Linked DNA regions of Homo sapiens: region 2 is linked to region 1. A link is a contact called in ENCODE Hi-C or POLR2A ChIA-PET data. All regions are on one chromosome and are shown on one strand. The core of a region is the stretch at or near the end of the contact, and the rest is flanking DNA. Distances in the headings are between cores, read along the strand shown. Region 1 holds the start of PDCL (phosducin like). Region 2 overlaps RABGAP1 (RAB GTPase activating protein 1).

Region 1 (6,575 bases), core at 1,098-3,597:
AATTTGAGACCAACGTGGGCAACATAGCAAGACCCCATTTCTACTTTTTTTAAAAAAGGTTGAATATGGCCGGGCGCGGTGGCTCACGCCTGTAATCCCAGCACTTTGGGAGGCCGAGGCGGGTGTATCACGAGGTCAGGAGATCGAGACCATCCTGGCTAACACGGTGAAACCCCGTCTCTACTAAAAAATACAAAAATTAGCCGGGCGTGGTGGCGGGAGCCTGTAACCTGGGAGGCGGAGATTGCAGTGAGCCGAGAATTGCGCCACTGCACTCCAGCCTTGGCAACAGAGTAAGACTCCGTCTTAAATAAATAAATAAATAAATAAACCAGTGTCGGGCAGTTCTTTATAGCAGTATGAACTGCCTGACACTGGGTTATTTATTTACAGCAGTATGAAAACGGACTTATTAATACAGTATTCTTGAATGGGTGTGTGTTTGTGTGTGGTATTTTTTGACTCCTCTGAGGGCCTCAGCAAACAGCCTCTCTGAAAACAGGCAGGTACAGAAATTTGCAGACAATTTCAGGTGGTCCTAGAACCACAAATTAAGATCCCCTACCCCAAATTAAGAGCCCTATTTTAAACAGTGTATCTTTCTAGAATATTTTCTATGATTCAATTTACCCAAAGCTTTCTATGAGCAACTTCACGGTTGTGTATTGGATACTTCAACAAGGGCTCAGAATTTGAAATCATTTTAGGTTTTAAAAAAGTTGCAAAAACAGACGACAAAGTATGCCTGAGGAAAAAGAAAAAAAAGTTGCAAAATATCATAGTATGGCTTTACCCTGGAAGAAGAAAACAAAGTTGCAAAAATAGGATAGTGCTTCCCTAGATTCTTCATCTAATAGAATCTCCAAAAGTTCACATCTTACATAGTATAATTATTAAAACTATTGATACAATACTACTAATATGAATTAATAGGCCTTATTCAAATTTCGTCAGTTGTCCCATTCATGTCCTTTTTATTTTTCTTTTTTGAGACGGAGTCTCAGTCTTGACCCCCAAGCTGGAGTGCAGTGGTGCGATCTCAGCTGTCTGCAACCTCCGCCTCCCGGGTTCAAGCGATTCTCCTGCCTCAGCCTCCGAGTAGCTGGGATTACAAGTGTGCACCACCATGCCCGGCTAATTTTTGTATTTTTAGTAAAGACGGGGTTTCGCCATGTTGGCCAGGCTGGTCTCGAACTCCTGACCTCAGGTGATCTGCCCGCCTCGGCCTCCCAAAGTGCTGGGATTACAGGAGTGAACCACCGCACCCGGCCCCATGTCCTTTTTCTATACCAGGAGCCAATTCCGGATTTCACATTACATTCCTGCTCTGTCACCCAGGCTGGCCTCCAAGTCCTGGGCTGAGCGATCCTCCCGCCTCAGCCTCCTGCGTAGCTGGGACTACAGGCGCGCGCCACCACTCCTGGCTGCCGCTTCTTTAAAATGGTGAAACCCCGTCTCTACTAAAAATAGAAAAAATTAGCCGGGTCTGCTGGCGGACGCCTGTAATCCCAGCTACTCTGGAGGCTGAGGCAGGAGAATCTCTTGAACCCGGGAGGCGGAGGTTGCAGTGAGCCGAGATCGCGTCACTGCACTCCAGCCTGGGCAAGAAGAGCGAAACTCCGTCAAAAAAATATATATATATATTTTAATCTATGCCCTGTACTTGAGGGATTTGTGCTCTCGGGCAAATTACCGAACGTCTCTGAGTCACTTTTCCGTCTAATAGACGTGATGCGATGAAGAACCAATAAAAAACACACTTTGAATGGCTTCGGAAACTTCGAAGGGAAGTGAATACATTTTTCTTTTCTTTCTTTCTTTTTTTTTGAGACAGTCTCGCTCTGTCGCCCAGGCTGGGGTGCAGTGGCGCGATCTCGGCCCACTTCAACTTCTGCCTCCTGGGTTTAAGCGATTCTCCTGCCTCAGCCTCCCGAGTAGCTTGGATTACAGGCGTCGGCCACCAGGCCCGGCTAATTTCTGTATTTTTAGTAGAGACGGGTTTTCAACGTGTTGGCCAGGCTGGTCTTGAACTCATGACCTTAAGTGATCCGCCCGCCTCGGCCTCCTAAAGTGCTGGCATTACAGGCGTGAGCCACCGCGCCCGGCCTGTGAATACATTTTTCTTATTGCTTGACGCTGGGTCATACAATTCACTTTTTTGTTGTGCAGATTAAAACCAAAACAAAGCAATTAGGAGAGCGTTGTTGTCGAGGTGTTTTGTTCCAAGGTAGGACCCGTAGCTTCTCCCCTGCCCCTCAGCTGGGAGTAGCGGCTTCTGATTGGACAATGCGCGTCCGCCACGACGCAGGAAGGCCGCCTCATTGGTCCGCGCTGTCGGGCTTCGGCGGCTTTTCTCTTTAGCGCTCAGGGCGCTGACCCACTGCTCTTCCTCTTAAGAAAGTGCTCCATTCCTTCCGGCGCCCGGAGCTGCTGGCCCAAAGGGATCCGGAGCGAGCTAGGGCAGGTAACTGCATTGGGGTCCACCGGGAAGCGGCAGCAGCTGCGGACTACGGGAGGGAGTGGGGTTGGCGAGCTTGGGTAAAACTGCCCCTTCTTCGCTCTGTCTCGACCCCCAAGTTCTCCGCGTCTTCCTCGTCCCCTTTCCTCCTCTGGCCCCACCTCCCCCGGGCCCTTCCAGCCTTCCCCCAAAAGCTCCACACACCCCTCTGCTTCCCGTCCGGGGGCCCCGCCTCCTCTGCTCGCGTCTCCAGGGGGCCCGCCCTCGTCTCCTCCCCGCAGCGGTCCCTCCTTTAGGAGCGCAACTCCTTCCCTCCCCTCCGCCGCTGCTGTGTCCCCCGCTTGGCCCATTCCTGGGCCTTAAGTTTGGTTTTGTTCCTTCTTGGCACCTCCACCTGTCTCTCCATGATCCCTGTCTCCTTTGCATCTGACTGCTGGAGTCCTCCGATTCTCCCGTTGACCCAGGCTGCGAGTTTAGCAAATTGTGCAGCGGCATTGTGCTGGGCTTTGGGGATAGAGGTAGTGACTAGAGGTCCCTACGTTCAAGAACTCCTTGCCCGGTGGGAGAGAGTCACTTTGTAAATGGAGTATGATAGGCCCGGTGATAAGTCTTTAAGGCAGCCGCATTCCTGCTGAATTCTCAAGCAGGCCTCTGGGGGCTAAGCTGCATCTTTTCATCAGAATGCCCTTGGCTACTTCTGATGCAGAAGCCTGGTCCTTTATATTTTTAGTTTTTATTTTTTTTTGAAACAGAGTCTCGCTCTGTCTCCCAGGCTGGAGTGCAGTGGCGTGATCTTGGCTCACTGCAACCTCCGCCTCCCGGATTCAAGAGATTCTCGTGCCTCAGCCTCCTGAGTAGCTGGGAAAACAGACACCCGCCACCACACCTGGCTAATTTTTGTTTGTTTGTTTGTTTGCTTTTACTAGTAGAGACAAGAGTTTCGCCATGTTAGCCAGGCTGGTCTCGAATACCTGGTCTCAAGTGATCCTCCCTCCTCGGCCTCCCTAAGTGCTGGGATTACCTGCGCGAGCCCGGCCATCATAGTCCTTTAAACCCTTGGGAGTTATTAAAATCTTTGTATGGGCCCTTCTTTTAAACTGTCAGAATAGGTAGCGTTTCAGAGACCATCCATCCAAGCCCTCAGGGTGTTGTCTGGGAAGTTGAAGGCTGGTGACAGAGAGTGATTGCCTAGACAAATAGTGACTCAGCATTGTACTCTTGATGCCTCTTTTTGGGGTTTTTCCTGAGGATACTTAAACAATTTTTCAATTAGGCAGCAGTCTTAGCTGGTGGGAAAACTAAAAGCACAGATAAAACCACTAGTCAGTAGATTCCTCCAAGCCAGTGCAGGTGGCTTGTACACTTAACTCAGACTAGAGTAATTTATACCTCAGGCTCTTGGAGTCAGGAATCCCTGGGGTCTGGTCCCAGCTCCGTCATTCGCTGTTAAGCTTGGTGAAGACTCTTCCTTTATCTGAGCTTCAGTTTTACCTTCTGTTAAAGAGTGTGATAAGCCCTAACACACAGGGTAACGGTAGGGATTTGTTAAGATTTTGGTTATGAAAATAATCACTTTAGTGTCCTGGAAATTGTAGGATCTCAGCACAGGCGAGCCCCCTATGCTTCAGATTCATGTCTGTCTGGCTCAAATCAGCAAAGAACCTGATATGCTTTCTTTTTCCAGACACCATGACCACCCTTGATGATAAGTTGCTGGGGGAGAAACTGCAGTACTACTATAGCAGCAGTGAGGATGAGGACAGTGACCACGAGGACAAGGACCGAGGCAGATGTGCCCCAGCCAGCAGTTCTGTGCCTGCAGAGGCTGAGCTGGCAGGCGAAGGCATCTCAGTTAACACAGGTACTGAGAAACCCTGGGCTCTGGGAACAGGCTTAAAAAATGTACATTAAATACATATTAATTAAATACATATTAATAAATTAATTCTCCTGATCACTTTTAACTCTGGTCCCACTTTCAGAGGTAACCTAGTCTTTTCATTATGTGTGCTTCTAGCCTTTTAGTGCACAATACAAATGTATGTGCATAGCAGCATGGTAATGAACACAGACTGGCCTGGATTTGAATCCTGCATCTCGTATTAACAGTTTGATATCTCATAAATCACAAGTATGAGTATATGGGTAGTGCAAATTCCTAAAAATGGCATATTTACACTTGTACATTTTAATATTGTCAAATTGCTGTCAGTTGAGTTGAGGTGGCAGTAGTTTATAGTTTAATCAGCAATCTGTGTTTCTCCGTACACTTGACCTCCTACTGTGTTATGAAACTCCTTGATCTTTGCTATTGTAGTAATTCATTGTAGGTTTATTTCCGCCCCCACCACCTTTTTTTTGTTTTGTTTTGTTTTTTTGTTTTTTAAGACAAGTTCTCACCTTGTTGCTCAGGCTGGAGTGCCTTGGTGCCATAATGGCTCACTGCAGCCTCAACTTCCTGAGCTCAAATGATCCTTCTGCCTCAGCTTCCATGAGGTTCCTCTCTTAAAAAGCTGGGACCACGTGTAGCTGGGACCACAGGCGCTTGCCACCGTGCCCAGCTAATTTATTTCTTTATTTTTTGTAGAGATGGGGTCTCACTTTGTTGCCCAGGCTGGCCTCACACTGCTGGCCTCAAGCGATCATCTGCCTCAGCGTCCCATAGGCATGAACCAATGCACTGGGCCCATATTTATTTTTAAGAGGGAACCTAAACTTCTTTTCATAATTTTAAGAGAGATTTTTATATCCTTTGCTCATTTAAAAAATTAGGTGTTTTTTTTCTTCTTGGGGAGCTATAAAGGAAATTAATCTGTGATATGAGTGGTAAATATTTCTTTCAGTTTGTTGTTGTCTTTTGACTTTATATTCTTTTGTTCTTTTCCTGGATGAAAAATTTTATTTTTATGTACTTAAAAGTATTTTATAGTTTCTTAATTTTGCATTTTACTTAAAAGGCGTTTCTTCACCCTACTTTATAAAGGGCCTCACTTTGCTGTATAAAAAGGTTCTCCTGGCTGAGCACAGTGGCTCACGCCTGTAATCCTAGCACTTTGGGAGGTTGAGGCGGGTGGACTGCCTGAGCTCAGGAGTTCGAGACCAGCCTGGGCAACACAGTGAAATCCCGTCTCTACTAAAATACAAAAAGTTAGCCAGGTGTGGGGGCATGCGGCTGTAGGCCCAACTACTCGGGAGGCTGAGGAAGGAGAATTGCTTGAACCCCGGAGGCAGAGGTTGCAGTGAGCCAAGATCATGCCACTGTACTCCAGCCTGGGCAACAGAGTGAGACTCTGTCTCCAAAAAAAAAAAAAGATTCTCCTATACTTTTCATTAGTATTTTTGTGATTTCATTTTTTACACTTAAATATTGATTCATGTGGAATTCACTTTGATGCAGGGTGCAGTAGGGCTCCAGTTTAATTTTTTTTTAGATTGCTACTCAGTTGTTTCAGTACTGCTTAGTGAATAAGCCATCTTTATTATCTTGAGATGTCACTTTTATTATGTACTGAATTTCTCTGTTTATGTTGGGTCTTTAGCTGTACTATGTGGTCTCTTCCATTGATTTGTCTTTTACTGGGCTGTGTCATACTGTTTTTAATTATTGTAGTGTTATATTTTAGTATTTGGTGAGGCTAGACCCTCTTCAATTAACTTTTGCTTTATTTTTTCCAAAGGAAATTTAGGAGCCGGACACATATGTGTGTTCATGTATTTTCATTGGGAATGCATTAAATATATAGATTAATTTAGGGATCATTGGCACTTTTGTGATGTTGAGTATGTCTGTTCAGGAACATGGTATTGCTTTTCCATTTATTCAAGTCTTTCAAGTATTTTTTGGGAGCATTTTAAAGTTGTCTTCATATAGATTTGTATATTTTTTTTCTGTGAAACCAATAGACTCCAAAGCTTTAGTGGCTTATGGCAACAAAGGTTTATTTCTCATTCACGTTACATGCAGCCTGTAGGTCAATGGCAGCCCTGCTTATGTTTCGTATGTTCTTTCATCTAGGAGCTAGGCTGAAAGAATAACAGCCTCAGTTTGGCTGTGTCCCTCTATTTAGGACACACCGTTTTCATGGCGAAGCATAGAGAGCAAGAGAGGAGCTGTTGG
Region 2 (6,812 bases), core at 3,610-6,109, 150 kb before region 1:
AATGTATAAACAAACTAATGTGGCTATGTTCCAATTACACTTTATTTACAAAAACAGGTGGCAGACCAGATTAGGCCAGCAGGCTATAGTCTGTTGAACCTGGTATGGATGAACAAGTTAAACCAACTAGCAACTACTTATCTCCAGACTTCTTATAGCAGAAAAATAAACCCACTCTTAGTAGGGCTCTCTTCCTTGCTGCCAATAGCATTCCTAACAGATACCACAATTATCTCTAAAATAAATGTAGTTTCAGGTAAAGTAATGAAGACATTGTGGTATTGGTGAAGAGGCAAATATAAAGATCAATGGCACAGAACAGAGTCCAGAAACAGATGCACACATATATGGCCAACTGATTTTCAACAAAACTGTCAAGGTTATTAAATGGAGAAAGTGACAAATAAAACAAATGAAGCTGGAACAATTAATCTGACATCTATATGCAAGTACATGAATCTCAATAGTTCACATCATATACAAAAAATTAACTCAAAAAGGATTACAAACCTAAGTGTGCTCTAAAATTATAAAACATACAGAATAAAACACAGGAGAAATCTTTTTGATCTTGTGACATAGAGATTTCTTAGGACATAAAAAGTATGAATCATAAAAGAAAAACTTGAGAACTTAATTAAAATTAAAAAGTTCTGCTCAAAAGAAACTCTTAAGAGAATGAAAAGATAAGCCAGACCTGGAGAAAACATTTGCAAGTCATATATCTGATGAAGGACGTATATCCAGAATATATAGAGAACTCTTAAGAAGAAAACAAACTACCCAACTAAAAAGGGCATTTCACCAAAGATACACAGATGGCAAATAAGCACATAAAAAGAAACTCAACATTACTAGCCATCAGGGAAATAGAAATTATAATAGGATGCCTCTATACCCTTATAAGAATGACTATAGTCTGGGCGCAGTGGTTCATGCCTATAATCCCAGCAATTTAGGAGGCTGAGGCAGGTGGACTGTGTGTCTCTAGGAGTTTGAAACTAGCCTGGGCAACATGGTGAGACCCCGACTCTACAAAAATTTAAAAAATTAGCCAGAAGTACTGGCACACACCTTGGTCTCAGCTACTCAAGAGGCTGAGGTGGGAGGATCACTTGAACCCAGGAGGTTGAGGCTGCAGTGAGATTATGCCACTGAACTCTAGCCTGGGCAACACAGCAAGACCCTGTTTAAAATAAAATAAAATAAAGTAAAATAAAATAAAATAAAATAAAATGAATGACTAAAATTCAAAACAACTCTGACAATAGGAAGGGCTGGCAAGAATAAGGAGCGACTAGAAAACCCTCGTACATTGCTGGTAGGAATGCAAAATGGTCTAGTCATATTATCCATTTTTTATAAAGTTTTATAAGGTTAAACATTACACTTACCATATGACTCACTCTTAGGTATTAGTTACCCAAGAAAAATAAAAACATATGTCTACACAAAAATCTGTTTGCAAATTATTTTTTGAGAGACAGGGTTTTTCTCTGCTGACCAAGCTGCAGGAGAGTGGCACGATCATAGCTCACTGCAGCCTCAAACTTCTGGGCTCAAGCGATCTTCCCATCTCAGCCTCCCAAGTTGCTGAGATTACAGGAATGAGCCACCAATGCCCGGCTGCAAATGTTAATGCATTATTCATAATAGCCAAAAACTGAATACAACCCAAATGTTTATTCACTGGTGAGTAGATTAATAAAAAGATTCTTATAGATCTATAAAATGGAATACTACTAAGCAATAAAAAGGAATAAACTACTAATACACACAATAACATGGACAAATCTCAAAAGCATTATTCTATGTAAAAGAAGCCATACACAAAAAGACTACATACTGTATGACTCCATTTACCTGGCATTCTGGAAAAGACAAAACTATAGGGACAGAAATCAGATCACTGGTTATCAGGGAAGGGGAATAAAGGTATGACTAAATAGATGCACGAGGGGACTTTTGGGAGTAATAAAAGTATTCCCCATCTTGACTGTGCTGGTCGTTACATGAGACTTTACATTTGTTAAAACTCAGGACTGTACAACTAAGAGGGTTGCATTTTATTGGTGTAAATTTTACCTCAAAAAATCTGACCTAAAATAAAACAGAAAAAGTATGATTTCCACAAAAGATGCAATTTGAGAACACAACTGTTCCTTTTTTTCTATGTACCCTACTAAAGGTGCTCATCCAGGATTCTGTCTTTGGCATTAACTTCACGTTATTAGACTCTCCTGTGCCACTGTATGGTATCTACTCCCAACAACAAACAATCTCAAATCTCTATCTACAATCCCTTCCTCAACTGTCTACTGGATAGAGACCTTCAGTTGGATACATCAAACTTATTCTGTCCAAAACTTAAGCCACTGATCCTCTTCCTGCTTTTTTTTTTCTTTTTGAGACACAGTCTCATTCTGCCGCCCAGGTTGAGCAGTACAGTGGCGCAATCTCTGCTCACTGCAACCTCTGCCTCCTGGGTTCAAGCGATTCTCATGTCTCAGCCTCCCGAGTAGCTGAGATTACAGGCATGCGCCATCACGCCCAGCTGATTTTTGTATTTTTGGTAGAGATGGGGTGGGTTTCACCATGTTGGCCAGGCTGGTCTCAAACTCCTGGCCTCAAGTATCTGCCCGCCTTGGCCTCCCTGTTGGGATTAGCAGGCATGAGCCACCGAACCCAGCCCTCCTGCATCCTTTTTTAATCAATGAGTTGCACTACCATTCACTCCATGGCCAAATTAAGAATTACAATCATCCTTGATTTCTCTCATTCCCATATAACTCACAAATCCTATTGACCCTTGTCTGTCCATTTTTCCCTTCTATCTTCTCTGCATAGCTAATACCTTAGGACAACCTCTTTCATTTTACGTAAGCCTACTGCAGTTAGTAGTTTGCCTGCCTTCTTTCTCTCTCTTCTCTTTCACATATGGCCACCATTCAACTTATAATTGCCAGTCTTAGTTGTGATCAAGCACTGCCTTGTTTTTAAATCCTTCCATGGTTCCTCAATGCCCACAAGATAAAGCCCAAATTCATAAGTATATCCTATTAGTCTTTTCACAACTCTGCTCAATCTGCCTTTCCAGTCACTTAGTCACAGCAAACTACTCAACTTTCCCAGGACCCACCATAAACTTTCAAGCACCCATACTTTGTATAGAGTGTTTCCTTTCCTGGAAAGTCATCCTCTCCTCCTGTGTATTCTTTAAGACCAACCTTAAATTCTGTTATCTCCTCTGGGAGATCTTAACCGTTCTAGATAGGATTTAATCACTCCCTCCTCAGGGCTACCATAATATTAGCATATATGTTTATTCTAGCATTGCTACTTGTTTTAGAAAATATTTGTTTAGAGAGTCCCTTGAACCAGACTGGGCAGAGACTGTTTGTTAAATTATCTTTATATCCCCAAAGCTTCAGATAGTGACTGGGACAAAATACACCTGAAATACATATTTACTGAACTGAATGTTACAAATGCAAAGAATGGAAGCCAAAGCAGTATGATTTTATCCTACTTGGATACTGAATATTCTACAAATTTTGGTTTAATTATAGAAAGGAAATCTGAATGACTTTAGCTTTATCTACTAAAATACAAAAACAAAAACAAATACCATCTGTTTTCATTATTCTGAGCAAGTGTCATTAAGGGCTAACATTTACAATAAGAACACTGCAAAGAGCCCAGTGCAAAACACAAACAATATATTTTGAAGTCCAACAAAGACTTCTAATGTAATTTAGCACAAATATGAAGACAAAAAAAGCAAAACAAATATTTATGAATAGTACAACTAAGAATTACATTTAGATTTGTGTTTATTTCCATGTACTCTACATTAAAAGGAACAGTTCTTTAGGAAAGTCCTGAATTGTTAAGGAAAACAATAAACATAAAAAGGCCAATTTAGCATTTAGCAGCTACTGTAAACATATGACATAAACGTTTGCAGGGATGGAGACTGCATGATGAATTGTTTATTCATAATTCTGCTTACATAGCAGGGTGGTACTAAAAAAAACTGGGCCCAGAGTTGTTTTGTGGCACAACTCCAAGAGGCACCCCATTCACAGCACAGATTATCTGAATGGCTCTCACTAGAACTGTAGTGTGCAAAGCCTATGCAACTGAACTTAGTAGCCATACTTGGACTCCCAAGTAAGACATATCTGGCTTTGGGACATTGCTCTGACATTAACTCTGTAACTGAGGGCAAATTAATGTCTGGGAGCCCCAACTGTCTCATCTCTAAAATGAGGATGTTAATATCTATCTCACAGGATTGTTATTAGGGTTTGATAACATTATTGGGCACTTACGTATATTTCAGGCACTGTATCGTGTGGTTTTTACAGAACTATCTCATTTAACTCTCACACCACAGTACCTGCCAAATAGCATCCAATAAGTGTTGGTATTCCTCCACCCCACTCTCAGCTCTTTCTAAAGAAACTCTGATCCACCTATTAGAGTTGAGGTTTGAAAACAATAAACTTAGAAAGCAAGTAGTTCTACTTTTCGTGGCCCAAAGAAACTCTAAGAACACACCTACTATTCATGTACAAAAGCAGCATACTGGAATAACATTTGTCCTTTCTAAATATATCAAATAAGGGCAATATCTTATACGGTAGAATTGGCTACAAGTCTGTTTCCTTGAGAGCAAAATTGCATTTATGGAACCAAAGGACAAAATGTTCCAAAGGCAAAATCCAGAGTCATTTCCTGGTCTCAATTTTCTACTTCTAATTTTATAGTCCTTGTTTCCTTTCACTGCAACAATACCAACTTGGCCCCACTTGATTTGCCAGTTATACAAAGCTACTTCAGGCAGTTTGGGATCCTTTTCTGAAGGATATTTAGGCCCTCAAGAAAACATGCTTAGGAAGGGACACTTTGTGCTTGAGAAGTCCCTAGATGATCAGAAAATTAAAGACGAATTCCTGATGATCTACAGTTTCCACTATTTTAATCCTACTGCAGTAAAAACACAAATGAAAATGGTTCAAACTGAGTAATATTGCTGAGCTTCAGTGTAAAAGCTGAGCAATTAAGAAGTATGTATGTTACTTATAACACTAAATAACCTTAGCTGTGTCAGAATACATGACACGAAATAACCAAAAGTCCAATTTGGATATTTGAAGATTTAGTTACTAATCTCAAACCTGCTTACACACTCATTCTGTGATCTTTGTTAAATCAGTAAATTTCTTTATGATTTACTTTATAAACCATGGCTGTTCTGATTATCAGTCTTTTTATCTTACTCTATGAAGGAAGAACCAAACAACATAAAGTTATCATTAGAATTTCTAGTATTACTTTAAAATAAAAAGAGGACGGGAAAGAACAGCAGCTTGTGAATTTATCCTGAAAAGTCAACTGAAGACAGGCCCAAAACATTTACAACTGTTTCACTAAGTAATGGGATTATGGATGGGTTTTATTTTAATTTTTTTATTTTAAAAATAGAGACAGGGTCCCATCATGTTACCTAGGCTGGTCTAGAACTCCTGGGCTCAGGCAATCCTCCTGCCTCCACCTCCCAAAGTGTGTTGGGATTACAGGCATGAGCCACTGCACATGGCCATGGCTGGGTTTTAGTTACTTCTCTTACTGCCTGGTTTTCTATATCAAGCAAACATTATTATAACTAAAAAAAAAAAAAAAAAAAAAAAAAAGACAAAGCCATTTCCATCTTGGGAGGAAAAGAAAAGCAAATACAATCAATTCTTCTACCTACAGTAGTCCTGACTCCATGTTCTTTCAAGCTTCTGGATCTTACCACGTTACAGGCTCACTTGTTTGTACAGGGCACTCTTAATATTTTCTCAACTATCACCTACTACACATAACCTTTCTTTTCTTCTTTAGGCAACAATTACATTCTCACACAGTTCGCTCATACCTAGATTCTAGTACATGATGAATTGTATCATGATGACGTATTTACTGATGTGTCTCCACTGCCACCACCACTATAACCCTCTTAATTAAACTGAGCTCATGTTCAGTAACTTTGCTGAATAAAAGATCTGCATTACAGAGGACAAGATTACCAGGTTCTTTTTTTCTTTTTTTTTTTTGGTTTGAGACGAAGTTTCGCTCGTCGCCCAGGCTGGAGTGCAGTGGCGTGATAGCTCACTGCAACCTCCGCCTCCCGGGTTCAAGCAATTCTCCTGCCTCAGCCTCCGGAGTAGCTGGGATTACAGGTGCATGCCACCACGCCCAGCTAATTTTTGTATTTTTAGTAGAGATGGGGTTTTGCCATGTTGGCCGGGCTTGTCTCAAACTCCTGACCTCAGGTGATCTGCCCGCCTCGGCCTCCCAAAGTGCTGGGATTACAGGCGTGAGCCACCACGTCCAGCAGATTATCAGGTTCTAAAAAAGCAGTATCAGAAACCAAATCAGAAGATTAGTTTCGGCATTACTGAGACAGAGTGACTTTTGTTATCTGCTATTTTAATAAAGTTTGGCAATTTTCTTTCATCTAAATAATGTCAATTAGATTTTTCAAGAAGAAAACTCTATGAGGATTAAAGAGTTTAAAAAATTAACTGATCTGGCCAGGCTCGGTGGCTCATGCCTATAATCCCAGCACTTTGGGAGGCCGAGGCGGGTGGATCACGAGGTCAGATCGAGACCATCCTGGCTAACACGGTGAAACCCCATCTCTACTAAAAATACAAAAAATTAGCCGGGCATGGTGGTGGGCGCCTGTAGTCCCAGCTACTGGGAGGCTGAGGCAGGGGAATGGTGTGAACCCGAGAGGTGGAGCTTGCAGTGAGCAGGGA

Evidence for each region. A loop is a pair of places that touch in the nucleus more often than their neighbours do. ChIA-PET counts read pairs that join two places held with the same protein, here RNA polymerase II (POLR2A). Pooled maps may share reads with other maps.
Region 2: a map with no recorded cell type shows a loop between it and region 1 (2.0-fold over the local background). The contact joins the enhancer-like site here to the promoter of PDCL in region 1. A Hi-C loop is called at or near these places in 1 of 168 maps with a recorded cell type or tissue (CD8-positive, alpha-beta T cell), 14 of 37 single-sample maps with no recorded cell type and 3 of 50 pooled maps. POLR2A ChIA-PET finds 5 or more read pairs at or near these places in 2 of 52 experiments (activated CD8-positive, alpha-beta memory T cell and activated T-cell).

The regions. Positions count from the first base shown.
Region 1 is chr9:122,824,360-122,830,934 of GRCh38, reverse strand. PDCL (phosducin like) reads left to right here and starts at 2,347. Exons shown (of 4, transcript NM_005388.5): 1 at 2,347-2,464; 2 at 4,143-4,319. The coding sequence starts at 4,148. RefSeq lists an enhancer at 2,151-2,445.
Region 2 is chr9:122,973,303-122,980,114 of GRCh38, reverse strand. All of the region lies in intron 2 of RABGAP1 (RAB GTPase activating protein 1), which reads right to left. Among named protein-coding and RNA genes, the nearest start is that of RABGAP1, 36 kb to the right of the region's middle. Within about 2 kb of position 4,859, at least 2 of the 41 ENCODE cell types and tissues checked have a DNase peak (open chromatin) inside an H3K27ac peak, as active enhancers do.